Linked DNA regions of Homo sapiens: all the other regions are linked to region 3. Evidence: chromatin loops called from intact Hi-C (ENCODE). Cell type or tissue: dorsolateral prefrontal cortex. All regions are shown on one strand.

Region 1 (8,000 bases), 110 kb before region 3:
TGAAGCAGGAGCAGGCACATCACATGGCAAGAGCAGGAGCAAGAGAGAGAGAGTGGTGGGGAGGTGCCACACGCAAACAACCAGATCTCATAACTCATTATTGGGAGGACAGCACCAATCCATGAGGGATCCACCCCCATGGTCTAACCACCACCCAGCAGGTCCAACACTGGGGACTGCATTTCAACATGAGATTCAGAAGATACAGCATCGAAACTGTATCAGTGGTGATTTTGTTTCAAGACGGTGTCACTCTTGCCATGGAACAGGCTATTTTCCTACATCACTTGGGAGGGGTGCTGGCTTTATTTTCAGCTGTGACCTCTAAAATTCTTGTCTCATTGAGAATTTGGAATTTTTAACCTTTATTTTTTTTTAATGAGAAATCTGAAACATACAAAAATATACAGAAAAATATGTTTAACCCTCATTCTATTCCTATCACACAGCTTTGATAGTTACCAACCTGTGGCCAATCATGTTTTATTTATACAGCCATAAATATAACACTCCTCCACGCACATACTATTTTAAGTAAATAACAACACTTAATTTCAGCTGTAAATATTTTATTATGTATCTTTAAATGGCAATAATCCATTTTAAAGGAGCATAACCATGATATTATTATTATATTGAAAAAAGTTGATCATTTCTTTTTCTTTTTTTTTTTTTTTAAAGATGGAGTTTCACTCTTGTTGCCCAGGCTGGAGTGCAATGGTGCGATCTCAGCTCACGCAGCCTCCGCCTCCCGGGTTCAAGTGATTGTCCTGCCTCAGCCTCCTGAGTAGCTGGGATTACAGGCATGGGCCACCACACCCGGCTAATTTTGTGTTTTTAGTAGAGACGGGATTTCTCCGTGTTGGTCAGGCTGGGCTCGAACTCCCGACCTCAGGTGATCCGCCTGCCCCAGCCTCCCAAAGTGCTGAGATTACAGGCATGAGCCACTGCGCCCAGTGGATCATTTCTTAATATTGTCAAATCTCTAGTCTGTTCAAATTTACATGATTGTTTCATGATTTTTTTTTTTTTTTTTGAGACTGAGTTTTATTCTTGCTACCCAGGCTGGAGTGCAGTGGCGCGGTCTTGGCTCACTGCAACCTCCACCTCCTGGGTTCAAGTGATTCTCCTGCCTCAGCCTCCCAAGTAGATGAGATTACAGGCATGTGCCACCACACCCAGCTAATTTTTGCATTTTTAGTAGAGATGGGGTTTTGCCATGTTGGCCAGGCTGGCCTTGAACTCCTGACCTCAGGTGATCCACCCACCTCGGCCTCCCGAAGTGTTGGGATTATAGGCGTAAGCCACCGCACCTGGCCTTTTGCTGTTTTTAAAATAACAGGTTGGTTCTTTAGTCTTTAAAGATGACAGCTATGTGATTTGAGCGTTATTATAATTCTTTTTTTTTTTTTTTTGAGACGGAGTCTTACTCTGTCGCCCAGGCTGGAGTGCAGTGGCGCGATCTCGGCTCACTGCAACCTCTGCCTCCCGGGTTCAAGCGTTTCTCCTGCCTCAGCCTCCTGAGTAGCTGGGATTACACACGCCCACCACCGCGCCCAGCTAATTTTTGTGTTTTTAGTAGAGACGGTGTTTCACCATGTTGGCCAGGCTGGTCTCGAACTTCTGACCTTGTGATCCACCTGCCTCAGCCTCCCAAAGTGCTGGAATTACTGGCATGAGCCACTGCGCCTGGCCCCGAGTGTCATTATAATGCCTAGAATAAACATACTGTTTAATATGTTTCAGCCTATTGCTAATATTTTTCTTATTGAGGCTCACATTGCTCCATTGTCGAAGCCCTTGGGAGCCTCTTCAGGTTACCTTGTAAGTCCTTTTGCCTCCACCCCAGTAGTCTTCAATAGCTTTGATAGATGTTTTAGGTTACTGTGTACATTTCCTGCCTAAGATCTGTAGTTGGCCATTTCTCCAAGGAGCACTGGTTCCATTTAGGAGGAAATGGTCTAGGTGCTGAGGATGAAGCATTAATCTCAATGTGAATAAAGCTAGAAGTGAACAGTGCTGTGTAGTCCTTGAGGCTCTGAGTGGATCTGGTTCCTCCTGTGGTCTCTGCTGAGAATGCAGCTTCCTGTGGGAGATGTCGATCTTGTAACTGAATGATAGAGACAATCAGATAAAAATGATCCATGTTGTATTTGTTGGATGTGATCTTGTTCTCCAGTGTGTACTTTTGGTAAAAGACATGGTAATAATAGGTCTGCAGGTGACACTATTCACCTGCTCTTCCTAAGGGATGCTGGGTCTTGAGGAACCGGCAGTAGAGACACTGAACTGCTTATAGACTCACATCTGGTATCATCAGGTTGGACCTGGGATACTGTCTGGCTAACTAACACTTCCTGGCCCCCATGACTGCAGAGTTCCAGGTTCTACATCAGTACCCGGTTCTCTGAAATATGTACTCATTGGGGTCTCATGAATATGGAATTGAAATCCATTTTACTGTTGTACTCACTTAGAGGGAACATAGCCTTTGTTTCCTTACTTAACCATGTGAGCCACAGAGTAAGAAGAAAACCGTCTCTTTAAAAGCTGCTATTTAGGTAGCTGCCTTCATGGCAGATAAATCTTTTCCACAGGTTTGGAAAATATCAAAGATGCATCTGTTTCATAATTACATGGTGGCTTTCTACCTAATGAATGCCTGTGTAGGCTGCTACGTTAAGCATACAAAGAGGATAGGAGAAGAAAGTTACTTCGTATTTATTTTTCAGGCTTTTCCTGTCTGTGTTCTCACTTCGTTATTGTGGGGTTTCTGCAGACTGAGTCCCTGTGGAAGAGAGGTTGTGTCCTGCTCATTGTGGTACAGCAGTGGCTTAAGGGAGAACTGGAGCCCTGACTTCACCCCCACCCCACTCCCTTTATTTGACCTGGGATTAAAAAAAAAAAAAAGACAACTTGCATTTCAAGGTGAGTTAGCTTCTGATCTTAATATAACTTATTTTCCTTCAGGAAAAAAAATGCTAAAATCAAGACAGGGTACAAGCGGGAGCACATTAACCTGGGCTGCGACATGGATTTCGACATTGCTGGGCCTTCCATCCGGGGTGCTCTGGTGCTAGGTTACGAGGGCTGGCTGGCCGGCTACCAGATGAATTTTGAGACTGCAAAATCCCGAGTGACCCAGAGCAACTTTGCAGTTGGCTACAAGACTGATGAATTCCAGCTTCACACTAATGTGTAAGTGTACATGGGGGCAGCAGGGTGGGAGGGGTGGGGTTGGAGCATGTGTGGTAAGGGGATTGCTTTTCACTGTTTTTTTTTTTTTTTTTTTAAGAAAGCCCAGTTTTTAACCACTGTAAAGTGAGTTTGTTGGCATTAGATGAGCCACATGGCCTGCTGCTATCTTTTGTTTCCCACCTACCCATTTCCTGGAGTGTCTTAGATCCTTTCCACTCTGTGAACAGTATATATTGCCACAGGTACACAAAGTGGCTGATTAATTACAGCAGGGACATGGTGTCAGTCCAGAGCGTGTCCATTCCCTGCAGTTTTTGTTTTAGTTAACAAAACAGCTCTCTTTCTCTGTCTAATGCCTGAGGATTAGCCTGCTGGGCTTGATGACATGTAGACATGGTAGACAAATTTAGGAGCTGATTATCTCAGTTACAAACTATCTTCTCTGTACAGTGAAGCATGTAAAAGTAACTATTGGACAGTATGGTGAAGGGAAACAGTGATTATAGGTTAGGAGAGAGCCCCTTGAGAATTGAAGTAGATTGATGATTTAAGTTAAGGGAAACACATTTCATTCATGAATCTTGTTTTATCCATAAACCTTGTTTTATTTAGTTTCATGAGGAATTAACCTGTGACAGGCACAAGCTGGGTGCAGAGTTACCATGTTTATTTCTTTCCACTAGAGGTCACTAAAGAAGTAACTTCTTAAACTTAAGGCAAATCAGTGATATTAATGTGTAAACTAATATTTCCATTAATAAATTTTTTGAGGAATTTTTATCATTAATTTGGAATCTGTTACAGCTAAAAAGTCACAGGAAAACTATAGAGATGGACAATCTAGTGGTTGGCAGGGGGCGGGGAGGGTATGACTACAAAGCAGTGACTGAGGGAGTTTCGGGGAGGGAACTGTTCTATATTCTGACTGTCGTCATGGTTACATTAATCTGTGTACGTGTGTTAAAATTCGTAAAAATGTATACCAAGAAAATATCCATTTTGGCCGGGCGTCGTGGCTCACGCCTGTAATCCCAGCACTTTGGGAGGCCGAGGCGGGTGGATCACGAGGTCAGAAGTTCAAGACCAGCCTGGTCAAGAAGGTGAAACCCCATCTCTACTAAAAATACAAAAATTAGCTGGGCGTGGTGGCGGGTGCCTGTAATCCCAGCTACTTGGGAGGCTGAAGCAGGAGAATCGCTTGAACCTGGGAGGTGGAGTTTGCAATGAGCCGAGATCACGCCACTGCGCTCTAGCCTGAGCAACAGAGCAAGACTCCGTCTCAAAAAAAAAAAAAAAAAAAAAAAGCAAAGAAAATATCAATTTTATTATATGTTTAATTAAGAAGAGGTGAAACATACTAAAAAGCTATAGGAAACATACCACATGCATAGAAATGTTTTTGAACGTAGAATTCTGATTGGCATGGGAAGTGTTTTCCTTGGTTTGAAATTGGGCATTGGCACCAATTCTTCAGTACCAATTCTAGGAGGAACAATGGCTGTTAGCCATTTCCCCCACATATCTGAGCTTCAGCATTTTAAATAAGCAACAAGTGGGTATGGTTTATTTTTGGAACCAGCGTGAAGGCAGCTGACACAACTCATCTGGGTTGCCCTGGTGCTTGCAGGGGCCCAAATGCATAACAGAAATTCTTTGTGCTTCATATAGATGAATTTGAACAGTTCCACCTGTGTATTTATTTATTTATTATTATTATTTTTTGGTGACAGGGTCTCACTCTCTCACCCAGGCTGGAGTTCAGTGGCACGATCTCTGCAGCCTCCACCTCCCGGGATTAAGTGATACTCCCACCTCAGCCTTGCAAGTAGCTGGGACTACAGGTGCATGCCACCACACCTGGCTAATTTTTGTATTTTTTGTGGAGGCAGGATTTCGCCATGTTGCCCAGGTTGTTCTTGAACTTGTGAGCTCAAGCGATCTGCCCGCCTTGGCCTCCCAAAGTGCTGGGATTACAGGTGTGAGCCACTGCATCTGCCTTCTGTTTATGGTTTTGAAAGCTCTGTACAGGAAGGCAGTATTGTGTTCCTGGTTTTAGGATATTCTGAAAAGTCTGGCCTTTTTTAAAAACATGTAAGCCCAAGAAACTTCCCCATTTGAATATATTACTAAAGTCATTCAAAAATCTTATTTTTGACAGGCTGCTGTTTTATTGTAGCATACTTGGGCTGTCTACAGAAGACAGGATTCTCTGTGAATCAGGCAGTGCCTGGGTCTCCCTGTACTTTCTAGAAGCATAATGTCTGTCTCGCTGAATTTCATGGGGAAACGAAAATTTACAATGTGTGGCTCATACGTGTAATCCTAGCTACTTGGGAGGCTGAGGCGGGAGGATCACTTGAGGCCAGGAGTTTGGGACCAGCCTGGGGAACATAGAAATACTCTGTCTCTAAGAAATTTTTTAAAAATTAGCTGGGCATGGTGGCAACATGCCTGTGATCACTTGAGCCCAGGAGTTTGAGGTTACAGTGAGCTATGATTTTGCCACTGCTCTCCAGCCTGGGAAACAGAGCAAGATCCCATCTTGGGGAAAAAAAAAAAAGAAAATTTAGAATGTATTCTCTGATTTAGGGAGAGTGTCTTGTGAAGACTAGAGTTTTTGTTCTTAGGTCCTGAAGCCCTTTGCTGGATTCCAAAGTACGTGGGCTCTGACTCACAGTTAACCAATGCCATTTCCACTGGAAATGCCCACAATGATGAGGCAGAACTCAGACACTGATTTTATGTTAAAGATGTTTGAGAGGGTCTAGGCAGGCTTGAAGACCATCTGATGCAAGGAGGATGGTCATTCCTTTTTAAAAAATTGCAGCATTAAAATTTTTCTTAATTTTTTTAATCAAAGGAGTCTGAACCCATGGTTGTAAAATCAAACAGTACAGATGGGCCTATGAAAAGCAGTGATTCCAGCCTGCCTCAGCCTGCTCATCCCAGCTCCGCAGTGGCAGCCACTTTAACTGTTTTTGTTTTCTGTGGTTCCCTCCATGGAGAAGGTTGCTTCTGACCAGGCACCAGTATGCACTGTGTGTATAAACAACAATCTGAAAGCAGTAATGAGAGACAGTCTATGATCTGTGCCGACCCCAGCCCGACAGAGGACAAAGTGTAGACTCTGAGCTCTTCGTATGCCTTTTTAGGGGTGGCAGTGACTGCAGAGTTTGTATAGGCTGTTCAGCTGGGTGGGGCAGACTTTCAAATTCTGAGAGCTTAAGCAGGGCCCCAAAAGAGGAAGAGGAGAATTTGAATGACTGAAGAAGGGAAAGGGATATTCCCAGCAACTGGAGTCATTCAGTGTGTTTGTAAGAGAGGAGGGAGCTTGGCCAGCTGGGGTTTCATTCTGAATGTTTTTGAAAGAGGGAGACATTTTATGATGTAGCAAAAAGCTCCCTTTCAAATCCTGCCAGGCTTAGATGTTGCAGCATGGGTGAGGAGTATGCACAGGTGGACGAGATGAATTGTGGATTAAGCTCTTTTGAAGTGCTGCTCCTCCAAGAGGCTGGGTCAGTGCCAACTGTATCTCCCCAGCAGTGGCTGCAGCAGGTTGTGCCAAGGGCTCTAACTTGCCTTCTGAGGCATATGTGCAGCCCCACCTTTCTTGCCATTTCTGGCTGTGTTCTCTTCTCATTTTCTTCTCTTTCCATAACATTTTTTATTTTTACTTTTATTTTTTGAGCCAGAGTCTCACTCTGTCACCCAGACTGGAGTGCAGTGGTGAGATCTCAGCTCACTGCAACCTCTGCCTCCTGGGTTCAGACGATTCTCCTGCCTCACCCCCCCAGGTTGCTGGGATTACAGGCACCTGCCACCATGCCCAGCTAATTTTTATGTTTTTAGTAGAGACAGGGTTTCATCATGTTAGCCAGGCTGGTCTCAAACTCCTGACCTCAAATGATCTGCCCGCCTTGGCCTCCCAAAGTGCTGGGATTATAGGCATGAACCACTGCACCCGGACTTCCATGCCATTTTTCTGGTAGAATCGTTTATAAAAGTAATAACATCAGTAGCAGTAAAAATAAATCACTCAGAATCTCAGTGCTCTACTTGCTGCTTCTTTTTTTTTTTTTTCCTTATAGAGACAGGATCTCGCTCTGTTGCCCAAGCTATATCCTGGGCTCAAGCAGTCCTGCTGCCTCGGCCTCCCAAAATGCTAGGATTACAGGCGTGAGTCACCACGTACCCCCTCTCCCCTGGCTTTTTCTTTTTTTGTTTGAGACAATGTCTTGCTCTGTTGCCCAGGCTGGAGTGCAGTGGCGCGATCTCGGCTTACTGCAACCTCTGCCTCCCAGGTTCAAGCGATTCTCCTGCCTCAGCCTCTTGAGTAGCTGGGATTACAGGCGTATGGCACCAGCCCGGTCAATTTTTGTATTTTTAGTAGAAACAGGGTTTCACCATGTTGGCCAGGCTGGTCTCAAACCCCTGACCTCAAGTGATCTGCCCATCTCGGCCTCCCAAAGTGCTGGGATTACAGGTGTGAGCCACTGTGCCTGGCTAGGTGCCTGTTCCATACTTATCAGACTTCCTGTAATTTAGTACCTGTTTTGTGAAATTTGGTGAACTTCTGACTTCCCTTAATACCAGTATTGGTTCAGTCCATTTCTGTCATCCCTGTCTTCTGGGAGACTTGGGTGGATCTGTCTGGGCTGCAGCTCACCTCCCTGGGAAGCTCAGCATCTGTCCTGTGCTTGTTTGCAGGAATGACGGGACAGAGTTTGGCGGCTCCATTTACCAGAAAGTGAACAAGAAGTTGGAGACCGCTGTCAATCTTGCCTGGACAGCAGGAAACAGTA
Region 2 (8,000 bases), 260 kb after region 3:
TTTTCCAATTTGGGGTGTACTATTAAACAAAAAATTACACTGAGAGGTAAAAGCACAGAGCAATTCAAAGAGGTGTCAAGGTTACTGGCATCTGATGCTGCTTCCCTGGAGCCTTGTTTTATTTTGTCATTCACACTTCACCTTTCTCATTCCGAGGTGACTTTTAATTTCACTCTTATTTTATGCACAGTAGTTAAACAGCTCACTTCAGATGTTAGCATTCTCTCTAAGGAATATTCCATACATCTGGTTTGCAGCAACTACCTTCTTCTCCTTCTTTGGGAAGCGTGTAGAAGTTCAGTGCCTGTTCACTGCATTAAACAGAGCTATTTCTGATCTTGGTCAACCTATAGACCCTGATTTACATATGACCTTGAGTTACTAAAAAACAAAAAATACACAAAGTCCTGCTTTGATTATGTAATAAGGCCACTAGGTTGACTCAGGGACTTTGTGATCAGAGCTGAGAATAGAAATCTGCTTTTCCAAATACCTCATGTCTTAGAGGAGAGCCGAATCCAGCCTCTAAGCCATGGTGTACGTTCCTGACCACAGACTTAGAATTACATTTCAGAGGGAGGCACAGCACATTTCCAAACTTCCCTGCTTCCTTTTATACTCATTTTCTCTTTTCTGTTTCCCAAGATGAAAAGTGCCATCCCTTCCCCAGTCCTGCCATGGAGAATCTGGCCCCTAGCCAGCCCCAGAAGTTCAGTCATGGTGGCCTTGGCAAAGATTCATAGTCAAATCTGAGAGAGGATCACACTGGCTAGGGCCCAGGGTCACTGAGGATGTAGTAGCCTTTATCCTTCTGAGTAAAAATCATGGTATCCACATGGGAAGTCAACCAGGTTTTGTCCAACCCCTCATTTTACAAGTGGGGAAACTGATACCTACAGTAGAGATACGATTGGCTCTGCATTACATAGCTTGGCAGTGATAGAGGGAGAGCTGGACCCCAGACCAAAACTGTGTGATGCCAAGACCGCGCTGGCCCATTCACTGCTGTATCTCTAGCAACTATTAATAGCACAGTGCCTGCTGCATTGGAGGGGTTCAGCGGCAGGAAAATCTGTGGAAGGAAAAAACAAACGTAATATCTCTTTCTTCAGGTCAGCCTTCCATTATTCTTCCCCTTTTCCTTATATTTAACTAACTTCATCCTCAGAAAAATCCCCTCTGTCACCTCCCCCCGGCCAGGAGAGATTACAGAGGCATGGACAGAACACTGTTCACCTAAGCCAGGAAGGCCCCTGGTGCCCACGCAGCCAGAGCAGGAGGCAGGCCCTCAGAAAGTCTCCTGGCCATCAGCCTGGCCTGGGTAGGGGCTCCCTCCTAAGTTTCCTGCCAGACTGAGGCTACGTATGACCATTTATGGGCCCCTAGTTGTTACAAAGGTGTTTCCAGTTCATTCGGGAAGGAAGACTGATCTCAAAAGCTGCTGATGTTAAAGAGGGATTCAGAAAAGTTTGGGAGCCCCAGGCTTGGGGATGGGATCAGGATGGGGAAATATCCTGTTCTAAGGGAGAAGGGACCCTCTGGGCCCAGCTAGGTCAGGTAGGCAAATGTCACTTGGGATTGCCCCTGTATGCCCTGAATGTCTTAAGATTCTGTAGTTGGAAGAGGGAAGATTCAGAAAAGAGAAAACCTTTGCTGTTTCCCAGGTTGTTGGGTCTCAACGGCGGGGGATTTCACCCACTTTGTCCCCAGGGACAGCTCTCCTGCTGTGGTGTACCGGCCCGCCTGGACTCCACGAGCAATGGCCGCGGATTCAGAGACCCCCTGTGCGCCTGGAGAGCACAGCTTTGGGGAACCTGGCCCGGAAAGGAGCCTGGAGGAGAGCAGAGGTGAAGAGGGGCTGTCACTTGCCGAGCTCCACGCTAGCCAGAGGCAGGAGCGCTACGCTGGCCCTCCTCCCTCCGGGCCCTAGATGGCCCCAGCGCTCCGGAGTCATCGCGCCCCGCGTGCGCGCCCGCCTGCTCCGCGCACCTGCCGTGGCCGCCGCGCGGGTCTGACCGGCTGGCGGGCGGGCGGCGCGCACAGGTGGCGGCGATTGGGCAGGCGGGGCCCAGAGGGTGACGTCACGGGCTCCGGTCCCGGCGGCAGAAATAGGGCAGCCGCGGCGGCGGTGGCACAGCAGCGGGCAGCGGCGGCTCAGGGAGCTGGAGCCTCAACAGCCTCCAGCGAGCCCGGGACCCGCCGACAGCCCGAGAAACCAGCCGAAGGACGCGGGGCGGGGTCGCCGCCGCCGCCACGGGGTGCTCCCTCCCTCCCGCCCAAGTCCGGCCACCTGGTCTTCCCCTCGGCCCCGGCCGTCTCAGGTACGCGGGCGCAGCTCCCAGCGGGCGCGGGGAGGGTGCCATGTCGCTGGCGCCGCCACCAGCCGGTCCCGCTGCACCCCACTGGGGTCCTGGCGCCCGCGGCCCCGCATCTTGCTGCAGGGCCCGGCGCGGGCGCTTGCTTGTCCTTACTGCCCGCGCCGGGAAAGCCAAGTTTGCCCGCGGGGAAGGGACCGCTGGGCCAGGGCTCGGCAGGGCTACCCCGGCCAAGGCCAGGACTCGAGGAGAGGCTGGGACGCCGAGGCTCGTGGCCGGGGTCTACGGTGGGGACCGGAGTGACCCGGTTGGCACGCGGGGCGCCACGCAGAAGCGCTCGGGCCGAGCCCGCAGCTCGCGCCCGGCTCCGAAATCCTGCAGGCGCCGTTCTTGGGTTCAGGACCCCGAGCGGCCCCGGCGGAGCCAGGCGAGCGCGGCCCCTCGGCCCGGGCCCGGTGCCCTTGGCTCCGGGTTGGGGCGCCGGGCAGGCATTCTCAGCACCTCCTCCCCGCGGCTTTGCGGGGAAACTTGCGTCTCCTCGCTGCAGCCCAAAGGGCCCGCTGCGCTTCGCCTGGCCCTGGCTTCCCCGGGGTCCGCCGCATGTGAGGCTGGGGAGGAAGGAATCAGGGCACGACCCGACTCCAGGCAGCCTGCGGCGCTGCTTGTGCGTAGCCGGCCGCGGTCCAGAGTGAGCGGCCCGGGGTACCCGCTTGAACGTGTCTAGGGAGCAGTGTGTTGGGGGCGTTCAGCGTTCGGGCTGGGGGCTTGGTCCTAAGAGAGCTTGCACTGTGGATGATCTCCGCCCTCTTTGCGCCCGCAAAACAAAGACGAGTTCTGAGTTTCAGGAGGGACCTGGACGAGGCAGGCACAGCACTCTGCTTTCGGCGCCTGTCGCCTCGAGTTTGGGGACGAGCTGACGCTAGTCTTTGGGGCTCCCTGCAGCCGACAAAGCGGCGCCAACCCCAGGCCTGCCACCTGAGGACTTTGTGCCCGCAACTCTTGCGGGAGCGGAAAGCCGCCGAGGCAGTGGGGTTTCTTGTTTTCCAGAGCGCGGCGAGCCTCCGCGCGGCGCGGCAAGTGCACTAGGAGTGCGCGGGTCAGCGGGGCGGGCCCGGCGAGGTCGGTGTCGCGGCTCGAGAGCGGGTGCCGGGGCGCTGTCCAGCAGCCCTCGCTCGCGGCCGCGGGCCGCCGACACTGATGAATGGCGCGGCCACAGCCCGCCGCTCCCCTCTAGGTGTCGCTTCCGCCGAGCTTTCCTCCAGTGAAAAACAGCGCCGGCAGCTTGGTCTGTTACCTTCGTAAATTTGTTGCAAGCCTGTGCACCAGGAATTGTACTAGATGGGGCCCCCGAGATACAAACATCCGTCCAGGTTCTCTGGGCCAAACGTAAACAGAATTTCAATAGGTGGTGAAGTAACTGCCAGCCAAAATGTTCACCGGGAATGGGCCTGTGTCACAATCTGTGAGGGGAAAAGACGGATCAGTGAGCGACTAGGACTCTTCTTGAAAGTCCTAAGTTATTTTCCTACTGCCAAATTTAGGGGAAACCAGCGATGCTTTTTAATAGTGTCTTCTTAATCCTGGGAGCCAGGCGCCAGTTTCTGTGCCTGCCCCTCTGGCCCCCAGGACAGACTCTGGGTCTGGTTGGCGGGGGGTCCACCTGGGAAGGGAATGGTCGGAGGTGTGAGTGATGCAGCTTCTGAGACTCCAGAGCCACAGCAACTCTCAGGCAGGAGCTCAAGCCGGACATACGAGCAGATGCCCTACAGGGCACGTGTCTGCTTCCCATCTTAGCGTTGTGAGAAGGAGGCACTGCAGCATCACTAGACCATTTCTGCCATACTCTGCTAAATGTTCGCTTTTTCCCTCCCATCCTAGGAAAAAAAGGCACCACCCTCTCCAAAGACTTCAGACTGAGCCAAAGTTCACATAAGAAAATAGTCCACTTTGATGTAATGTATTTAAATTGCTCGTTAGAGTTGTCCTAGTGCTTTTTTCTCTCTTAGACTTTTATGATCATCCTCAATTTTTGTTGATTCTAGGAAAGCTCTTTTTCTTCTGGAAAAGGCCAGCTTGTTTTTCTGGGTATTAGGAGAACTTTTATCCTTTCGGCTGTGCCCTGGAGGTGGGTGAGGGAAGAGGAGGTTGGATTTTTCCACCATGACCAGTCAGTCACTGAGGACTTTTTTTCCTTTTACTAAGGGCCGTAGGACTTTTTAAATGTGACCTTCACGTTATGATCTTTTGTTTGACTTAACACTATATTCAGAGACTAGCATTGAATAGTCATTGTTTCATAAAACTACCTTAACTCCTACCTTGCCTTGTTTGAGTGTTTCTCTGCAAACTCAACCTTCTTGAGTTGCTTATGTGCGGTTAGTTGTGTGCTTCCTAGCTTAATGCAATTAGATATTTCAAGAGCACATCTTTCTTTACATTTTCTGTCTCAATGCATAACATAAGGCATGGAATTTCCAATAAAATAGAACTGCAATCAAGAGCATGTGGTTCTTAAGAGGTATGAGCTGAAGGTTGTAAGGATAAAGGTTATTGGAAGTCACATGTGTGTCTGTGTTAAACGTCAGAGTAAATAGGAATAGAGATTTATACATGGCACATAGAATAATGTAGCCATCTAATTTATCAAGTGTTGGGGAAGAATTAACTAATGATATAGAGTAGATAATTAATAGGAAATGCAATTTAACTTCATTAGGGCTTGCTGCAACGTTAGCTTGCTATATCTCCATGCCTAATTTCCCTGGGTTGGTGTTTTAGGGACTGTCTTAGGAAATCTGTACCACTTTCTTTTTTTCTAAAACACTCACATATCAAAACTAGGGTCGTAAGCCTTTGAGAGGTTCCCGTACAGCCTCCTGGTTTCACGCTGGGGTTGATGTGGCTTTTTTTCCCCCTTTAAATTTGAGCAGACATGCAGAAGAGAATTCCACGTTGTATTCAGTCAGTATTTGGAATTCCAGAATCCCAGTTGATTTTTATATGTTGATTGCCAACATGCCATGTATGAAATGCTACACACCTACAGTGTGTGTAGGGCAGACACTTTTTCATTTGGAAAGGTTGAGAATGCAGATGCTTCAGGGTCACAAATCTGACTGTTCTCTTCAAGGCTGGGTGGCATTGCTTGGTTCTGCCAAATCATCTTTGTAATTTCTGGTCCTGTTGATTACAAAAAGAAGCCATTTCTGTATGGCTAATCCTTAATGGCTAGTCTGGTAAAGTTACCAAGTTCTGGGAGAGAGGCTGAGAGAGAGAATGGATGAACAATGCCACCGAAACTCTGAGGGCCAGAATTCCCATTCTTCCCAACAGGGCTGTTTCCTGGAATAGAAAGAGAAGTTTGTATTAAACCCATTGCCAGTTTAATGGGATTGCTTCTCTCTGGCCTATGAACTTGGTCAATAAAGACAGCTTACATGCCTGTGTGCGTTCTCTGGGTGGGGCAGATTTTGGTATTTTCATATGAATACCTATTTCTCCCTAACAATTTGCATTCCTATTTCATGCTTTTTCAGCTTTCTTCAAAAAGCAAGTCAGTATTTGGAATGTTACATCATACTAACCTGTAATACCTCTGTAATTCTAAATACAGATAAATAATAGCACAGATATTAGCTTATTTTAGAACACCTGAAAATCCTGTGGTTTTCACAAGGAGGTAGACAATCTAGTGGAGGTCCTTCAGCATTGAGAAAAGCAAAATCTGCCTATCTAAACAAAGAATCCAAACTCCCACTCTAGATGTAAGTGTGCCATAATATAAGGAACCAAACAGTTGCCCTGGGGGCAGGATGCCTGGGTTCCAGTTTAGGCCTAGCCACTGATTTGTCCTTGAACCTGGGTGGATTCGTCCACCTTCTGGTCTTCTGGTGTCCTATCTATGCGGCAGCCAGGTTAGCACCAGGTTCTCCTGACTGGGGGAATGTCTGTTGAAGCTCTGGTAGGAAACCACAGGGGAAGCAATGAAACACCTCCCTTCCAAACAAGATGGTTAAAGCATCAAGTCAGTGTACTTTATGACTTGTTTGGAACAAAAGGTAGTCTCAGCTCTTTATATGGGGACAGTCCTAGGTAGATTTATAATTAATACTTAGGGCTTAGCAAGGATTGAATGAAACTTATTAATCTAAATTGATCTCAAAAGGAGCTCTAGGTTTAAAAGGGGATTTGTGACCTTATGGATGGCACCTTCCCAATTCTATAATGGGGAGATTCTTGCATTTGCCTCTATCTGAAGGCCAGTAGGACTATTTGAATTTGAGGAGTAATTAATTTGTTAACAGATTTACTTCTCCAGAGTGACTAGCCTTATGATGCTGGTGCTCTCCGTGAGCTGAGGGGCATCGGCCTGGGATTCTGTGCATCTTTTTATGGTTCCCCTCCCTCCCTCCCTCCCTTCTTTCCTTCTACCGTATTTTTTCTTAGCCCATAAATAGAGCAGCAGTGAGGACTGAGGAGAGTCTGCCCAGGGGCCCCCATCCCGGGGTAGAATGTGGGAATTAAGGGTGAGCAGCTTGGCTCTCTGCCCTTGGTTGGAGCCATGAGGAGGAGAGTAGCTCGTGGCAGCTTTCAGAGGAAAGGAGAGTCTCGGGGCCAGGGCCTCCTATCTTACTGTCTCTAGATTTTCCCCATTATACTAAAAACAACTGTTTATCAAAACAAAACAGGCAGGACAAAACAAAACAGACAGGCGGCAGCAGGTGGGAGTTAAGAGAATAGATGTCGTGGGTCTACGTGCCTGACTTGGAATTTCAGTTTTGCCACTTGTCTGCCACATGGCCTTGGCAGAGTCCTTAACCTCTCTGTGACCCCATCTCCTCTTTCATCTGATTGAGGGATAATCATTGCCCCCATCATGGAGTAGAAAAAGGAGGGTTATGAGTTAATACCTGTGAAGTGCTTAGAACAGTGCCTGACACATCGTAATTGCTATATAAGTGTTAACCAAATAGATAGTCTCTATTTGATTATTAGACAGATAATCAAAATTGATTTAGACCCAATATTAATTCCTTTTTATGAACTGAACTGTCATAAAACTTGAGCTGTAAATTTCCAGGCTGTTGGTGCTGTAGATATAATGAATTGTCAATCACCGTTAAGTATAAAATGACATCTAAAACACATCCACAGTGCAAATGAAATCACAGCTAGTGGTAGACAGACTGAGCTAAACTTTACAAACAAGCTGCCCAGGAGTATTTCAGTAGTTGGCCTGGCTCATGTGTTTTCCTGTTTCCAGAGTTTTCCTGTTTCCAGATACAATCTTACAGGAAATATAAACACAAACCAGATAAAACCAGTGGCAACTCCAGGCCAAGCTCCAGGCTTGGATCTTGGGCCTTCTGAAACACAACCCAGAAACCAGCAGTCTTGGTGCATCCTCTTATGAACTGATTTGGCGCTTGCCAAAATCACAGTTGAAATGAATATATTTTATTTTAATGCTACCCATTAGTACCAAAACATAAAACATAATTGATCTTAGATTACAAAGCAGATTAAAAGTTAAATACCAGATTTTGTGGCTTATGTATTTCATAACTCCAAGAGTTGACATCTGTACATTAACTAGAATAGATTTGGATTATCTTGCTGTTTTTCGTTTATGTGAGCTAGGAGACATGGAAAGGGAGAAAAGTAGACCTTGCTCTGTGTGTTTAC
Region 3 (8,000 bases):
CCCCACCTCTGTCTAGACTGCTGTTCTCTAGCAGGTTTTCAATCTAGAATTTTGTCACCATCAACCAGGGCATTCCCTGGACCCTGGATTCCATTTTTTTCGGATCATGCTTTTTCTTGGATCTTTCTCTTCTTTGGGGGAAAATATTTCTGGTAACTTCCTGAGAAAGGGTGAAAAGGTGGTAAGTGTGTTTGAGACCTTGTTTATCTGAAATGTCTTTATTCTAGCCTCATATTTGATTGACAGTATGGCCGACTCTAGATTGTAAATCATTTTCCCTCAGAAATTTGAAGGCATTGTTCCATTGTCTTCTAGTTTCCATTGTTGTTGAGACATCAGATGCCTTTCAGATTCCAAGGTTTGTATTTGAGCTGCTTATTTTCTTTGGAAGCTTTTAGGATTTTTCTCCATTTCTGTGTTCTGCATTTCATGATTATGTTCCTTGGGATATTTTTGTTTTCTTTTTTAGGTATAATTCATGGTGCCATGCACTTGGAGAATCCATAAAATCTTGAAATACAGTCCCTTTAGTTCTGGAGCAGTGTCTTATATTATTTTTTATAACTGCATCCTCTCTGTTTTATTTTCTTTTTCTGTAACTCATTAGTTGAATGATGGACCTCTTAGATTTATCCTTGAATTTACTTATCTTTCTTATTGTCTACTTTGCCCCTAATTTTAATGGAGATTTTCTCTATTTTTCAAACATTTTATTGATAAAAACATTTCTGCTCTCATATTTTTAATTTCCAAGACCGTTTTTTTTTTTGTGAATGTTCTTTTGTTCGTTTTTGTTTTTTGTTTTGTTTTGTTTTGTAAGAACTGCCAAGCTGTTTTCCCAAGTAGCTGTAGCATTTTGCATTCCCATCAGCAATGAATGAGAGTTCCTGGCACTCCACATCCTCACCAGCATTGGTGCTAATGTTCTGGGTTTTGGCCATTCAAATAGGTGTGTGGTATCTCATTGATTCAATTTGGAATTTCCTTCCTTCCTTCCTTCCTTCCTTCCTTCCTTCCTTCCTTCCTTTCACAGGGTCTAGCTCTGTCACCTAGGCTGGGGTGCAGTGGCACAATCAGGGCTCACTGTAGCCTTGGCCTCCTGGGCTTAAATGATGCTTTTGCCTCAGTCCTCTGAGTAGATGGGACTACAGGCTACTTAAAAAAAAATCTTTTTTTGAGATGAGGTTTCACCATGTTACCCAGGCAGGTGTTGAACTCCTGGTTTCAAATGATCCTCCTGCCTTGGCCTCCCAAAGTGCTGTGATTACAGGCAAGAGCCAAGTAATAACAGTGCTTGGCCAAATTTGTAATTTTTTTTAATGACATATAATGTAGGGCACCTTTTTATATGCTTATTTGGCATAGCTTTGATGAGGTGTCTGTTGAGGTCGTTTGTCCACTTTTCAGTTGAGTTGTTTATTTTCTTATTGTTGAGTGTTAAGTTCCTCCTGTTTTCAGCCCCACCTATGTCTCTGCCTTCTGAGGAAGTTGGTGCTCTCTCAATTCCTGGGTTTTCTGGATTCTGAATGGACTCACTCATGCAAACTGAGGCTTAGGTTTCAGCTCCTTCTGATCTGCTAAGTCAGCTCTTGCGTCTGCTTTTCAGCATCCAAAGTCTTGTTGATATAACTTGTTTTCTACCATGTTCTCTCTTCTTTGTCCTTGTGGGTTTCTGTCACTTTAAGATACTGCTATTTTAGAGGAATTTTTTTGGGAGATGGGGATTGATATCAGTTTGTACTCCCATCGGCGACGTATGAGTGGCCTGTTTCCCCACACCGGTAGCATGTGTTCTCAACCTTTTGGGTTCTTGCCAATATGGTGGGTGAAAAATGATTCTTGTGTCTCTATTTAAGAGCTAAGAAACCATTCTGTTCCCAGGAGCCTCTCTAGCAGACTTGTTCTCCTGAGCAGTGTCTCCTTGGCCAGAATTTTGCTAGTCATCAGCAAAAGGAATGCAACTGCCCTAATTGGTTTAAGGTTAATCCAGCTTCACATCCTGTTGTGGGGCTGGGATACAGGCCAGCCTTCTTGCTGCATGGATGCCTGGACAGCACCAGGGTTCTGTTAGCAAGGGAGATGTGGTTTGTGGTTGTGTGTCTGTGACTGTATTCCTGCTCTACCCACCTGCTAGGGGCCTTGGCCTCCAACCTGTGCCTCCAAGGTCAGGCAAGGCTGCTCTTAGGTGTCCCCATTCTCATGTGGTCAATGCCACTTGGCTGCCTGTGATGAGAGAATGGTTTTTGGTTGTGGAAATAGCCTGTTTGATGATCAGATCTAAGATATTCGTTGTATAAACCAGGTAAGGGAAGAATCTAGGCTTTAGAACTGGGCAGACTGGGTTCAGATCCCCACTCTACCACTTATTAGCTATGTGACTGCTTAACCTCTCTATACCTCAATTTTCTCAGTAGTAAAACTGAGCCAGGAACTTCTATCTCAGTCCTCATCAGGAGACTGAGAGGTTTGTCTATAGCATGTCCAGCCCAGGGCCTGGCACATAGTGAGTACTCAGCAGGGGACCACCCTGACTCAGGTCTTCCACCTTCCAGAGGGCAGGGAGAATTCTACCAGCTCTGCCCTGGGTCATGAACTCATGGGGGATGGTGATGGGGAGGCTCAATTGTCCCTGTGTCCCCAGACTGAGCACATGGCCAAGCTCACAGAAGGAGCTCAGTCTCTTCTTGTTGAGTAAATAAGACAACAGCAATAAATTAGGGCAAAAGCAGCTGCTGCACATCCTAACAGCGTTCGGCATTCTCGGCCATATTGAGGGAGAATTTCCCCAGATACCAATCTGTATCGAATCATTTACACATGCCATGCCTGCTGATGACTCGCGCTGTTTATCTACAGCATCAGCTCCATATTGATTTATCAATGCCCATTTTGCACAAGGATCAATAGCTTAATTGTATCTCGGGCCAACATGGGGAATACAACCTGTTTGCGATGTAGAGAGCAGGCCTGAGTTGAGAGCTGCCAAAGCCTTTGTTTGCTCCTTGTGAGTCTTCCTGCACACAGTGCAGCTTTAATGGCCAGCATCCAAGTCCCGAGTGACCAGCCATCGTCACTGTGCTGGCCGAGGACCGTTACTTCACCCAGAGGTCAGGACCAGGAGGGACCTGGCAGCTGTGTTGGGTGTGTAAAGAGATCTGAGTGGATGAGGAAGAGGGCTTTGCCTGCTCATGGCCAGTCATCTGGTGGGAAGTGTTGGGGGTCTGTAGCTGACCTGGGCTTCTGTCTTGTGACTTATCCCATGGTGGATGTCACCCCATTTAGCTCTGCCTCCTTGGTCATTTCTCTTGCAGATTGAACATCTCGGAGCAGGGATGCGTTTTGTCTTGTCTGTTCCCCCAGGGTCTGCCACATACAGAGTAAGGGCTGGCTGAATGCTTGAGAATAAAACACACTGTTTTCTACTTTTTCTTGTGGCGATTTTATTAATAGCGGGTCTGCGAGAAGGTGGTGAGGCTCGGGCAGTAGGTGGCGCTCTGTCAAAAGTCTGAGATCCAAGCCCAGGCAGGAAAGCCCGTCGCACGCAAGGGCTTCGAGAATCTACCCAACTTCAAAATTAAACAGGAAATGATGATAAAGCGTTTCGTATTTTAAAAATCTTGACATGATATTGAAAAGCTTTATTTTATAAATGTTAGGGAATTTCGATCAATCAAGTAATATAATATCCATTTATTAAGTACCTACTAAGTGCCAGGTACGGTATTAATTAGCGTATTCATTCTGATGGAGCCTTCCTTTTTATGTAACATGTCACCCATCGCCCCCATCTAATATTTCTATATTACTTACCTTTGAGAGGAATACATTGATGAATTGCTCTATTAAAAGAGAATAAAGATATTTAAAGTCTTTAATGGGAGAGGAATCACAAAGGAGTTTTTAAGATTAACTTAGAATTGTATAGAACGTTCAGCACATTATGCTAATTTTTTTTTGGAAGTTGAACAGCTTAGAGGGGAAAAGAATCAGCCTGTTCCCATCTTGTTGCAGAAGCTGGGTAATCTATGTCTCATCAATGTTAACAAATATACCCCCTAATAGCATTTTGTGTTCTTAACAGTGAGAAATGCTTCCCTGGAAAATATTATTAGCACTTATGTTATCTTACAGATTACACTCTTGATCAACGAGGGTCCCAGTAAAAATATAATGGCAGATTGCAGCTGATGGGCTTTCTGTTTTTATGTTAGAGATGTCATTATTTTGCAAAGTTGAAAGTATTTGAAAATGCACACAGGCACATGCATGCATGTGCACACACACACACACACACACACACACACACGCATGCATACATACCCCCTCCCTTCCCCACCCCCTGCCCCACACCTACCAGAGCCCAAGTTGGCTAAGAGCGTGGGGCTGGGACGGGTTGTAGTTTGCAGGTCCCAGACAACTTCCCTTCCATGTTAAGAAAGTTGGGGGAGCAGGCAGAGCATGGAATGGAAATGGTGCTACCTTCCCCAGGATGGTACTGGCCCGGCTCTCACCCTGAGCTCTGCATACTTGCTCACTGGCCATCTTCCAAACTGGGCTGTTGGCTCCATGAGGACAGGGTGCAGCGTGTCTGGTTTCTGCTGTTCCCTCAGCACCCAGCACTGTGCCTGGCACACCTAAAGGCCTCAGTAACCCTGGATGAGCCGAGGTACTAATATTTAATGTACAGGACAAGTGATCAGAGAGGCGGGCTAAATGTCACCCAGGGACCCAGCGAGCAGCTCCCCCACTGCCTGGGCCACCTTTTGAGGTCATGAACAGGATCCCAGGCTCTGGCTGTACTTGAGGGCAGGACTGTGGCCTTGGAAAGCTTACTGTAAGGACGAGCAGATGGCAAGATCTGCCTGGACTGGGACTGAGTGAGCTGGAGACGGCTTCTGGAGGAAGTGGGGCAAGTTATGAAGAAGAGGAGGGAAAAGTCTGAGAGCAAGAATGAGATTAGGGTGTGTGTTGCAGGCCTGAGGATAGGGCAGGGCAGGGAAGAACCTGACTTGATGCGAACCCAGGCTTCCGGGCCCCAAGGGATCTAAGTTCAAGGCTCCACTTTCCATCCCTTTTATCCTTGGAGGAGTGCTTTGGGCTTTTCTCCCCCCAGGAGCCTCTTCTCCTTTCTCAAAGGACCATTTCCCATCTGCAAAGTAGGGCATGCGGTCAGCTGTGTCTCTGCAGACTGTAGTGCTGGCCATCAGGGAGTCTGTGGACATGTTTCCACCTGTGTGTTCACCATGTGTGTCATGAAGTAGCTGCTGCATTTCCCTGAGGGTGGCTGTGTGTGCTGAGCAGGGAGGGAACTCCCCCAAGGAGCTCACAGTCCAGTGGAGGAAACAGAATCGGCTCATGGGATTATGTGGTTCAAGCGCCACTTCAGGAGTCTCATCCTTAAGTCTTTGTGTTCCCAGACCAAGTACACAGCTTGGGCCTCAGCAAGTCCTAATCTCAGTGAATCGAAGAAAAATCATAGGGGTGTTGGGGACTAAGAGTAGGGGCTGGAGCTGAGCCACTTCTTACTAGAAGTATGGGCAGGGTTGATAAACAGGAAGGGGAATGGCATTCTGGGCTGAGGCAGTGGCAAGGACAAAGGCTCAGAGATAGGAAAAGACGACAACGTTAGGAGTGATCCAGGCTGTCTTGCATGGGGTGCAAGAAGAGGGGCCAGTGCCTTTGAGGTCAGATCACAGGGGGCCTGAGAGGCCAGAGCAAGGTGTCTGCACTTGCTCCTTCTCTGTCTCTCTGCTTGGGGATTCTGAGCAGGGTATGTCCAAAAGGGGGTGGCATCCTGTAGGCAGAACTATGGAGCCCTCTGAGGTTGGAGCTGCTCCCCCACCTGGAGGGCTGAGCGGTTGGAGAAGGGATTGGAGGACAAGGGGCTCCAGCCTAAAGCTTGAAGCCAGGGAGGGCTAGCCTCTCACCTTGCAGATGCTGAAAGGGACACTACACCTTATTCTGGAAGGAAAAGCAGTACCTGGGGAGTGTGACGTTGGCTTTCTGGGTTTCCGGCAGGGCCAGGGGCTGCCTTATGGCCTTTCACCCCCTCAGCCGGGGATGGAGCTCAGGCCTCCGGGATCTGTGTGAGTCCAGGACGGGGCAGTCTCTAGGCCCAGGCAGTGTACACAAAGAGGGGAAAGTGAGGACAGATACTGCAGACCCCATGGGTCCCTCACATCCCTGTGGCCCCAGGGTATGGCCTCTGCATCTTCTACAGAGCTGCCAGGGTACGCTTATCCTGATGGGGGCTGTGTTGTAGGAGATGGGCCAGTAAGGGGTGGCAGCCAGTGGGTAGGCTGCCAGGATTTTCTGGGCTCTGGGGAGTGCTGTCCCTGGCTCTTACGGGAGGGAGGCAGGGAAGAGAGGCTATGCTGCTTATGGAGGCTCACGCTCTCTCTCCTTCCTCGGGTGAGAAGCAAGCCCAGGCAGCAGCGCAGCAAGGAGGAAGAAGACCTCAGTGCTGTCTGAACTCTGTGCCCCACTCCCTTGGGGAAAAAGTTGAGTATCCTATTAAATTACAGCTCTGCAGAGCTGTGCATATATTTAAGAGTGAGGCACTAAAGCGTGGAATAGAAGAGTGTGTGTGTGTGATGTGTGTGCACGCCTGTGCTCTGTCTAGCAGTGGGCTTCACTGCAGAGGGTAATTGGATTTGAGGGGTATCATATCTTTAGTTTCCTAAAAATGCTGCAACAAATGACTATAAACAGTTCTGGAAGCCAGAAATCTGAAATCAAGGTGCAGGCAGGGCCGCCACCTCCAGCTGCTGGTGGCTCCTAGTGTCCTTGGGTCATGGCAGCACAACTCCCGTCTCTGCCTCTGTCTTTACACGACTGCCTTCCCCATGTCTCTCTCTGTCCATTTTTTGTCTCTTATAGGGACATTCTCATTGGATTAGGGACCAGCCTAACCCAATATGATCCCGTCTTGGTTTTTACCTCAACTATTAATATATCTGCAAAGACTCTCTTTCCAAAGCAGGTCACATTCTGAGGTTCTGAGTGGACATGACAACCCACCAGAAAGGGGGACCCTTGTCTGTCTGTATCTATAAGTCTCTTTTCTTGAGGTTGTAATCTTCCTGTGAGCCAGTTCACCAAGGTTATCAGAACTAGGCAAGGAGAGGGGCTGGGACTCTTGCCATTTGGTAAGTAGACTTCCACTTCATTTATCTTTAGGATGAGCCCTGCACTCAGCTGGGCCTGGGGTCCCAGAAAGCAGCCCTTGGGGACCAGCCTGTCTTGAGGGCAAATTTCCAGCCTGCCAGAGACAAGTGGGGAGGTGGGTGTGGTGAGCAGCTCTCAGCTGTACAAAGCAAGGAGGGCACTGGGGATCCAGTGCTTCTTCCACAGATTTCCAGCAGCCCCTCATTGTGCAGTGCCACCTTCCCCCACCTCTCACAGGCACTTGGGCCTCTCATTCCAGAGCCCGGGTGGCATTGAGGAGGTTGCAAATCAGCTGCTTCCAGACTTCTCCACTGCTGGCTTCGCCTTGGCTTTCCCTGGTCGGCTATGTCAGTCACTGTTTACCCATCTGCTTTCCAGCTGCCTAAATTTGGATGCCATTTGCCTCCTATCCCATTCACATCTTTGTGGGCGTCACCCTTTTACTGTCTCTTTCTAAAATCTGCCAGTGGGCTCTAATCACATTCAGAATGAAGCCTGGACTCTTACCACCTTCTTCTGGGCCTGTGGGAGCTGCTGCTGCCGCTGCCTCCAGCCCTCTCCTACCCTGAGCCTCCTCACACACCACATGCCTGCCTCCAGGGTCCTCAGCTCATCCTTCTCATCCTCTCTCCTGAAAAAAGTCACTCTTTGGAAAGATCTTCCTGACCTCCCTCCCATTAATCTTATTGCTGTGCCCCATGCTGCCCAGCAATACTTTGTCTTTCTATATCTGGCTTGTCCACTCATCCCTCCAGACTCTGCACCCCTCGCCACCTGCTCTGGGCTGGGAAGCTCCCATGCATGGGCCACACCACGGGGCTCCCTTGCCTCCA

The links. Hi-C counts contacts between places; a loop is a spot of excess contacts. Peaks named below come from ENCODE experiments on the same cell type or tissue, not always from the same donor. Only the 100,000 strongest peaks of a DNase experiment are listed, where the experiment ranks them.
Region 1: it touches region 3 in a loop (4-fold over the local background); 4 of 110 quality-filtered maps call a loop at or near these places.
Region 2: it touches region 3 in a loop (2.8-fold over the local background); 5 of 110 quality-filtered maps call a loop at or near these places.

The regions. Positions count from the first base shown.
Region 1 is chr5:133,975,927-133,983,926 of GRCh38, reverse strand. It overlaps VDAC1 (voltage dependent anion channel 1), which reads left to right. Exons shown (of 9, transcript NM_003374.3): 6 at 2,971-3,198; 7 at 7,906-8,000. Among named protein-coding and RNA genes, the nearest start is that of C5orf15, 11 kb to the right of the region's middle. In dorsolateral prefrontal cortex, a CTCF peak has its summit at 3,873 (motif pointing right); no DNase peak of the experiment used is centred here; H3K27ac peaks cover 2,577 bases.
Region 2 is chr5:133,606,646-133,614,645 of GRCh38, reverse strand. It overlaps FSTL4 (follistatin like 4), which reads left to right and starts at 2,105. Exons shown (of 16, transcript NM_015082.2): 1 at 2,105-2,321. RefSeq lists a silencer at 3,374-3,423. In dorsolateral prefrontal cortex, CTCF peaks have their summits at 3,340 and 3,540 (motif pointing right); DNase peaks (open chromatin) are centred at 2,065, 3,122 and 3,505; H3K4me3 peaks cover 3,694 bases; H3K27ac peaks cover 1,341 bases; H3K27me3 peaks cover 1,931 bases.
Region 3 is chr5:133,864,844-133,872,843 of GRCh38, reverse strand. No RefSeq gene overlaps it. Among named protein-coding and RNA genes, the nearest start is that of WSPAR, 45 kb to the left of the region's middle. In dorsolateral prefrontal cortex, CTCF peaks have their summits at 3,279 and 3,488 (motif pointing right); DNase peaks (open chromatin) are centred at 3,083 and 3,503; H3K4me3 peaks cover 1,222 bases; H3K27ac peaks cover 814 bases.